Regions from separate parts of the Homo sapiens genome. Here regions 2 and 3 are each linked to region 1. Evidence: chromatin loops called from intact Hi-C (ENCODE). Cell type or tissue: heart right ventricle. All regions are shown on one strand.

The links. Peaks named below come from ENCODE experiments on the same cell type or tissue, not always from the same donor. Only the 100,000 strongest peaks of a DNase experiment are listed, where the experiment ranks them.
Region 2: it touches region 1 in a loop (5-fold over the local background); 41 of 110 quality-filtered maps call a loop at or near these places.
Region 3: a loop joins it to region 1, with 4 times the contacts of the local background. A loop is called at or near these places in 26 of 110 quality-filtered maps.

What each region holds. Positions count from the first base shown.
Region 1 is chr16:84,483,654-84,486,153 of GRCh38, forward strand. The region is part of intron 5 of MEAK7 (MTOR associated protein MEAK7); the gene reads right to left. Among named protein-coding and RNA genes, the nearest start is that of ATP2C2-AS1, 18 kb to the left of the region's middle. RefSeq lists an enhancer at 1-111. In heart right ventricle, CTCF peaks have their summits at 1,175 (motif pointing left) and 1,381; a DNase peak (open chromatin) is centred at 1,168.
Region 2 is chr16:83,955,899-83,958,398 of GRCh38, forward strand. OSGIN1 (oxidative stress induced growth inhibitor 1) reads left to right here. Exons shown (of 6, transcript NM_182981.3): 2 at 1,742-1,840. The coding sequence starts at 1,774. Among named protein-coding and RNA genes, the nearest start is that of OSGIN1, 3.9 kb to the left of the region's middle. In heart right ventricle, a CTCF peak has its summit at 1,024 (motif pointing right); a DNase peak (open chromatin) is centred at 1,023; H3K27ac peaks cover 437 bases.
Region 3 is chr16:84,087,692-84,090,191 of GRCh38, forward strand. All of the region lies in intron 8 of MBTPS1 (membrane bound transcription factor peptidase, site 1), which reads right to left. Among named protein-coding and RNA genes, the nearest start is that of MBTPS1, 28 kb to the right of the region's middle. In heart right ventricle, CTCF peaks have their summits at 1,190 (motif pointing right) and 1,392; a DNase peak (open chromatin) is centred at 1,150; H3K27ac peaks cover 704 bases.

The DNA.
Region 1 (2,500 bases):
GTAGAGTGTGGGCTGACACCGCCCAAGGCTCCAATCTAGAAAGATCGCTGGGGGGCCTCTGCCATCAGGGTCTGGGAGGCTTCTGGGAGGCAGCTTCCGAGGTCAAGAGGGAGGCCCTGAAACAGAGCTGGCTGGGGCAAGAGTCCCCATGGAGAAGGGATCCCATGAGGACAAGGTGTGGGACAGGTACGGAACAGTGGGGCTTGAGAGCATCGGGTGGAGGAAGGAGGATAGTTAGGCTAGAAAGTTCCACTGGAACCAGCTAAGTGAAGGGCTTTACTCTGGGCTACAGACTCAGGCTTGCTTCACTGGGTTTCAGCAGCCCCAGAGGCTTGAGGGCAGGTTTAGACGCCGCCATGAACAGCTGGGTCACACCCGTCTGCACTGCCCCCGCCCCGCTCTCCCCGACTGGACTTCAGGTAAGCGGCCCTTTGCTTTGCAATCCTGAGCCCGTCTTGCTGCGGAGCAAGGTCGCAGGGCCACAGAGTTCAGGCCTCAGCTGCGATAGGCCCAGATCCTAGTCCACCCCCAAGGGCTGTTCTCCATAGGGAAAGCCAGGAGGGGGAAGCATCATTCCCAGAATACAGGGCAAGGACCTGATGAGTTATGATTATCTGTGGAAAAAAGTGACACCAACAACGAGGACTCCTTATCTCATTCCCATAAAACAATACCCAAGCGTGCGGCCACCAGCACCTGACGCTCGGCCGCCGAGGAGCTGCCTGCCCACACAGCATGGTTTCGTGTAATTCTGAGGAGCTGAGGCCCAGAAAATGAATCAATCACCTTGCCCAGGGCTAGAGCTGGGACTCAAAATCCTGTGTTCAATCCAAAGCCTTGGGCCTTTTCAATGATTGCACAGAAAACACAAGCCAAAAGGCTCTAAGTATAATCAGTTCTTCTTTCCTCAAGCAAAAACACTCTGATGAAAACAGTCCTTTAAAAAGGTTTACGAAGCCACATTACCCCGCAGGGAAATATCCTCTGTACTCAAGGAGGTGGCCACCCTCCCCAGCATTTGCCTTCATTGTTTGTCCCACAGCTATTAAATCACTTAAAGTCTCAGATATTAGAGGTCATTATTTCCAGGACAAGCGGACAGCACGCTCTCCGAACTTGACCCACAGTCCACGGATTTGTACCATGCGTGGTGTGAGGCTGCCCTCTGCTGTTGTTTCGTGAGTATGGACACGTACTGCAACAGAATGAACTCGGGTTTGAAAACTTGGCCACTGCATTTTTCCCACATGCTTCAGCAAGATTAAGTCTGCTTGTTAATAAAACATAAAGAGCCAGCAGAGTCCATCTGAAATTAACATTAAAGGCTCTGGAGGGAGCAGCAGCTTTACCCTGATCATGATGCTCAGGGTCTCTTCATATCCTAAAGCCGAGCCTTCAGCCATGCAGTGAGGCAGAGCAATGTGTAATTTCCCCGGAGCCCGAGGCTGGGCTGGTGGGCACATGCCCTATGCCTGTGACATGGAGGCAGGGCAAGGTGGGTGTGCAGAAGAGAGTGGCCGTGGCAAGGCTGAGGCTGCTGTCTCTAGAAAGGCCCACCTGCAGGGCCGGCCCTGGGCTGGCACCTGGAAACTTTGATTTGGGGAGAATTCCCACCATTCCCAGAACTAAGATAAAGATCTAGAACATCCTGAAACCTAGATATAAATCAAACCCTAGAAACAATGCAATCTAGGAGATAGAGGTGCCCAACCCTCAACCTGGTGACCCCTGCTACCTATTCCAGCCAGATGCCACCTAGCCTCTGCTGAAAGCTCTCCTGCAAGGGCAACTCCACCTGGACACAGTTCCCGGCCTTCAGAACCTCTGCCTGGTGGAGAAATGACGATTCCAGAGGTGCGGGGTAAGATACAGGATGTACCGGGGAATGCCAAAGGCAAACCCTGGGGATGGTGGCCCACTCTCAAGTACAGAGGACAGCCCACTGATGGGCGACGCATCTGTAAACATTTCAAAAACTATCTATCTATCCATCCATCCATCCATCCATCCATCTATCTACCTATCTATCTATCTATCTATCTATCTAGAGATGGAGTCTCGCTCTGTTGCTCAGGCTGGAGTGCGGTGGTATGATCTCGGCTCACTGCAACTCTGCTTCCGAGGTTCAAGCAATTCTCATGCCTCAGCCTCCCACGTAGCTGGGATTACAGGCATGCGCCACCACACCCATCTAATTTGTGTACTTTCAGTAGAGACGTGGTTTCACCACGTTCACCAGGCTGGTCTCAAATGCCTGACCTCAAGTGATCCACCTGCCTCGGACTCCCAAAGTGCTGGGATTACAGGCTTGAGCCACCACGCCCAGCCTTATTATTTTTTTTTTTTTTTTAAGATAGAGGCAAGGTCTCACTATGTTGCCCATGCTGGTCTCAAACTCCTGGGTTCAAGTGATCCTCCTGCCTCAGCCTCCCAAAATGCTGGGATTCCAGGTGTGAGCCACTGCACCTGGCCTGTGTTTTAAATATTTTTAAAGGACTCT
Region 2 (2,500 bases), 530 kb before region 1:
GGAGGCTGTCCCTGGCCCCCACGCCAGTGGAGGCAAGAAAGGCTATGCTCAAGGGAGCAGAGAGCACCGACACAGGGGTCCCTGACAGACCCCTTCCCCGCTAGGCACATCCTCACCCTCGGAGCCTCCTTCTCCTCACCTGCAAGACAGAGGTGACAGGGCTCACCTCTCAAGGCTGCTGAGCGGGCTGGACGCTACTGCTTAGATGCAACCTCCTTGCAAACTGTAGAGTGCTCTGAGAAGGTCAGTTGTTGTCACTGTGGGGGCGACACATAGGTCCTCTCAGTGGCCCATCTGTGTGGCAGTTTCTCATCCCTCTCCTCGGGACCTGCCTGGAGGTGGACGAAGGTGTTTCTGTCACCCTGCACACATCAGAGGCCACACACTGGTCTCAGCTGTGTTTGGTTGGCCTTTTAAGCATCTTCCAAAACTCTGCGTTCATTCATTGCCCACTTCTTCAACTCAGATCATTCACATAGAAATCCAGATTCCCACTTTCTCTGGAAGAATTCTGGAGGCAGGTGGCCCTGGGCCCCCACCCCTGGCCACTCTGGGTGGTCCAAGCCCTGTGCCCGCCCACTTGAGTGTGACACCTGGATGGGCCCTGGATCTCGAGGGACAGGCCGAGTGGTGTGGGTGGTGGCACTGGCAGGGTCTTGGCACCAGTGAGCCCTGGGTTTCAAAGCCAGCTGTGTGACACTGAGAAGTTTGTGCGACCTCTCTGAGCCCCGTTTACACATCTGTGAAATGGGACATTAATATGGCCAGGGCTGCACAGGGTCAGCGTGAGGCGGATATGAGAAAAAGCATGTCAAATACCCGGTACACAGTAAGTGCCAAATGCTCATCATCCCTGTGCCCACAAGGGTGTTGCCTTGTGGTCCTCAGGATGGCAGCATGTGGCCCTCGGGTGAGGCTGGTGTCCGCTGCTAGCTGGTGTGGGGAAGAAGGTAGGTCTGATGCTCCTCTGGGAACCGGCAGCTCTAGGACCAGCACTTGGGTCCCTTTGAGCGATTTGGGCCTGCGGCCAGCAGAGGGCGCGGCTGCCCCAGAGATGGCAGGTTCACCAGCACGTCCCCAAACCTGGCCACTGCTTCCATTTCCCCAAGTCCATCCCAGCTCCTGGGGCAGGCCACAGCGCTGGCCCATTCCCTGTGGCAGATTCACTCCAGGCAGGTGCTTCCCGTCTGTGATCCTACTGTGTCCCTCAACCACCCTAGGAGGTAGGGACTCATTGCTTCCATTTTACAGATGAGGAAACTGAGACCCAGAGAGGCCCGGGAATGGGATAGGAAGCAACGTGCCAGGGCTGGATGACGAGTCCACCAGGCCACACTGGGACTCGAGGACTGTGGCCCACAGAAGGGTCTGGCAGGGCTGGTTCCTGGGTTGGGCAGGAATGGCCTCTCGGGAAGACAGATAATGAGTTTCGGGGACTGTTACTGCCCCAGTGAGATGGGAGAGTAGAGTGAGGCTCGGAGGGACAGTGGCTGCCTGGGGCAACCAGGCCCGAGGAGGGGAGGGCACATTCTGCATGACTGGGGAGGGGTGGGGCAAACAGCCTGTTTGGAGCAGAGGCTGTGTGAGAGCAAGAAGGGAGTCCCGTCAGATATGTCTCATGGGGACCCCGGACCAGACCCTGAGGGCCACAGGAGGCCACCCTAGCTGGGAGGTGAAGTGGCTGTGTGGACACCCAGGCCTCACCCGAATGGACTCTTCCTTCCCCTCTCCCCCACTCCAGGTCCGCTGCCAGCCCCAAGCCCCCCACCAGCCATGAGCTCCTCCAGAAAGGACCACCTCGGCGCCAGCAGCTCAGAGCCCCTCCCGGTCATCATTGTGGGTGAGTGTCAGGCCCCAGCCAGGGAGGGGCTCCGCTGAGCCTTCCGGGTACCCCCCAGGTCTGAGGGCAGGAGCTGGGCAAGTCCAGGCCTGGTGTCTTTTTTCGTTTTTGGGGTTTATTTTTTATTTATTTATTTATTTATTTATTTATTTATTTGAGACAAAGTCTCACTCTGTCGCCCAGGCTGGAGTGCAGTAGTGCAATCTTGGTTCACTGCAACCTCTCCCTCCCGGGCTCAAGCGATTCTCCTGCTTCAGCCTACCAAGTAGCTGGGATTACAGGTGCATGCCACCATGCCCAGCTAACTTTTGTATTTTTAGTAGAGATGGGGTTTCGCCATGTCGGCCAGGCTGGTCTCGAACTCCTGACCTCAAGTGATCTGCCTGCCTCAGCCTCCCAAAGTGCTGGGATTATAGGTGTGAACCACCATGCCTGGCCCAGGCCTGGCCTCTTTACAGTGGTCTTTAAATTAAGCCATTGAGCGTTTACTATGTGGCCAGTGCTAGGCTTAGCAGTTTATAAGCTATCATTCCCTTTCACACTTCCGAGAACCCAGGGGTCTAGAACACACCCATCAGCTGGAGGCGACCCGGCGTGGCGCAGGGAGGCCTGGTCCTGAGCCCACACTGATCCCATGACTACCCTGTGCCCAGCACTGTG
Region 3 (2,500 bases), 400 kb before region 1:
TTTCTTCTCCTCCCTGTCAACTTGGCACACTGGGGCTCAAGGCTCACGTTTTCCCTCCAGCAATCCAAGCCTTAAGCATCTGTACTTGCCTTGAACCTCACAACACTTAACACAATCACAATTTATCACCTAACGACACATTCTCACATCACTTTCAAATTGTTCCCAGCACATTCATCTTAACTCCCCAGCTAAATCACACACTTCTCCTGGAAGAAACCATAACCACACATTTACATCTGCCAAGGTCAGGAAGTGGTAAGTTTTCGATTGACCTGTGGTGGTGTTCTACCCTCCTCATAGGGAACTGTAGAAGGACTATCATTACTCTGTAATCTTGAGCTCCTTAGAGTCTCTCCAATACCTTAAGTGCACTAGATCTGCAAAGAAATTATAGTGAAATAAATAATGGCAAAAATGTGTAAACCGTAAAGTCAAGATAAAGATGAACCATTTGAAAATATGAGACACTCAGTTATAAAACTGCATTGCTAAGCTTTATTATGGCTCCACTACCAAAAAAAATGAACTCTTTGACAAATCAACAACTACATACAACTGATTCCAAGTGGCTTAAGAGATAATAGCAGCATGAAGTTCTCCTTCTAGAGTGTGTTTTTAACTGACAATTCCCAACACACCGAGAAAAAGTGGTACTGCCTCCTCAGCCCACTGGCCACCAATATCCTACCAGCTGGTCATTCAGAGGAACGAATAATGATTTTCTGATGACTGATGCTAGATGTTTACACATTCCCAGGAACTCAAGGAGCAGAGGCTGGTACAGAAGTCACTGACAGAAACTCCCACTGAAGTTGACCAAAAAAATACCACCTTCCCACCCTCCTCTACCTGCTAAGCCCTATAATGCTTAGTGTACTTTAAACCCTTAAAAAATAAGGGAACGCATCAAGAAATCATTGCTGGTATTGAAAAGGAGGGACGTGAGGCTGCAGGCTTGCTGGCACCACAGAGTCTAGGAGCACCAAGGGCACAGGACCCAGACAAAGAGACCACAGCAAAGGGGACCGGAGGATGTGTGCCTCATTCCCAGAGGGGCTGACGTATGCATGTTACTGTCCTCAGACCAGCCCTGGAAGCAGTCCCACCAGATGCCCAAGCAGAAAAAACCACACCCACCACAAGCTGGGCTGCCGTGATCACATGCCACGTTCTGTCACTTCAACAGCCAGCAGGTGGCCAGGTCTGTGTGAGGCAGCATGAGCGTACACACAAGGTGGAGATGGGGCCTTCCTGGCAAGGCTCTGCTCCTTCAACACACCATAAACTCACAACTCTGGTAAGAAGCTACGGAGTGCAACCACCCACAAAAGCCACAGGGTTTCAGAACGGCAGCCAGCGTGTGACAAAACAGTCCGAACAGCATGCGAAAGAGCTGGGAATCCAGACAGGTATGGCCAGGAGGATGGGCAGAGGGATGGGGTGCGGAAGACCTGAGAGAAACAGAAGGAGGACACTCATTCCAGGAAGGTGTACATGGGGAAGTGGAAGATCAAGGTGAACTGAGATTGTGGCTGGAGTTGGCCAACTACGGCCCATGGGCCAAACCAGGCCCACACCTGTTTTTGCAAATACAGCGTTCCTGGAACACAGTCATGTTCATTTACACATATATCACCCGCAGCTGCTTTCACACAATAACGCCTAAAATATTTATTATCTGACCCTTTACAGAAAAAGTTTGCAATTCAGCCTAGAATACTGAAGACCTTGAAAAACAAAAGAAAAATGTGGATTTCATCTATTAGGCAATAATAAACTGCTGCAGATTCTTGATTAGAAAACTGCTACAATATATGTTTGAACAGTAGAAATACGCACAAAAAAGAAAAAGAGCAGCTTCCATTCAAAGAGCATCATCAGCATTCATGGTGCTCTCCCCCTGCTGTCTGATTTCAGTCTCATAGGTACTCTGCAGGCTGCTCTCTACTCCCATCACAGGTGAGGGAGCTGAGGCTCAGAGAAGTGACGGTGCCTCAGCCGTAAGTGGCAGGTCGGACCTGTCTGCTTCCACACCTAGTTTCACCCATGTCCATGCTGGAAGAGCTGGGGTGGGAAAAGACTCAAGATTGGAAAACAGGCTAGGAAACACTGACACCTGGTGACTCTGAACCGATGAGTGCCAGCCTTGAGTGGGGACATCAGAAATGGGAGGAACATTTAAAAGGGAGACAAGAACACCTGACGAGATGACTTAATAACTGGTGTTTGTCATGGCAGAGCTATAGCGAGGGTATGTTCATGCCACTTACATCTATGGCTCATGATACGTATCACTGATGCGACAGCAAAATCCAGAACCCTGGACCTCTAACAAGGTTCACGATCATTTACTCAACTATTAGGCTAGAGTCCTATGAATGCCAATATTCACGTTTTCTGATATGCAAACATGAACTTCACATAGCTTCACCTTGTCTTATGCCCTGGATTTGTGTAAAGCATCCTACAGAAACTTCGAGCACAAGAAATGACTTAT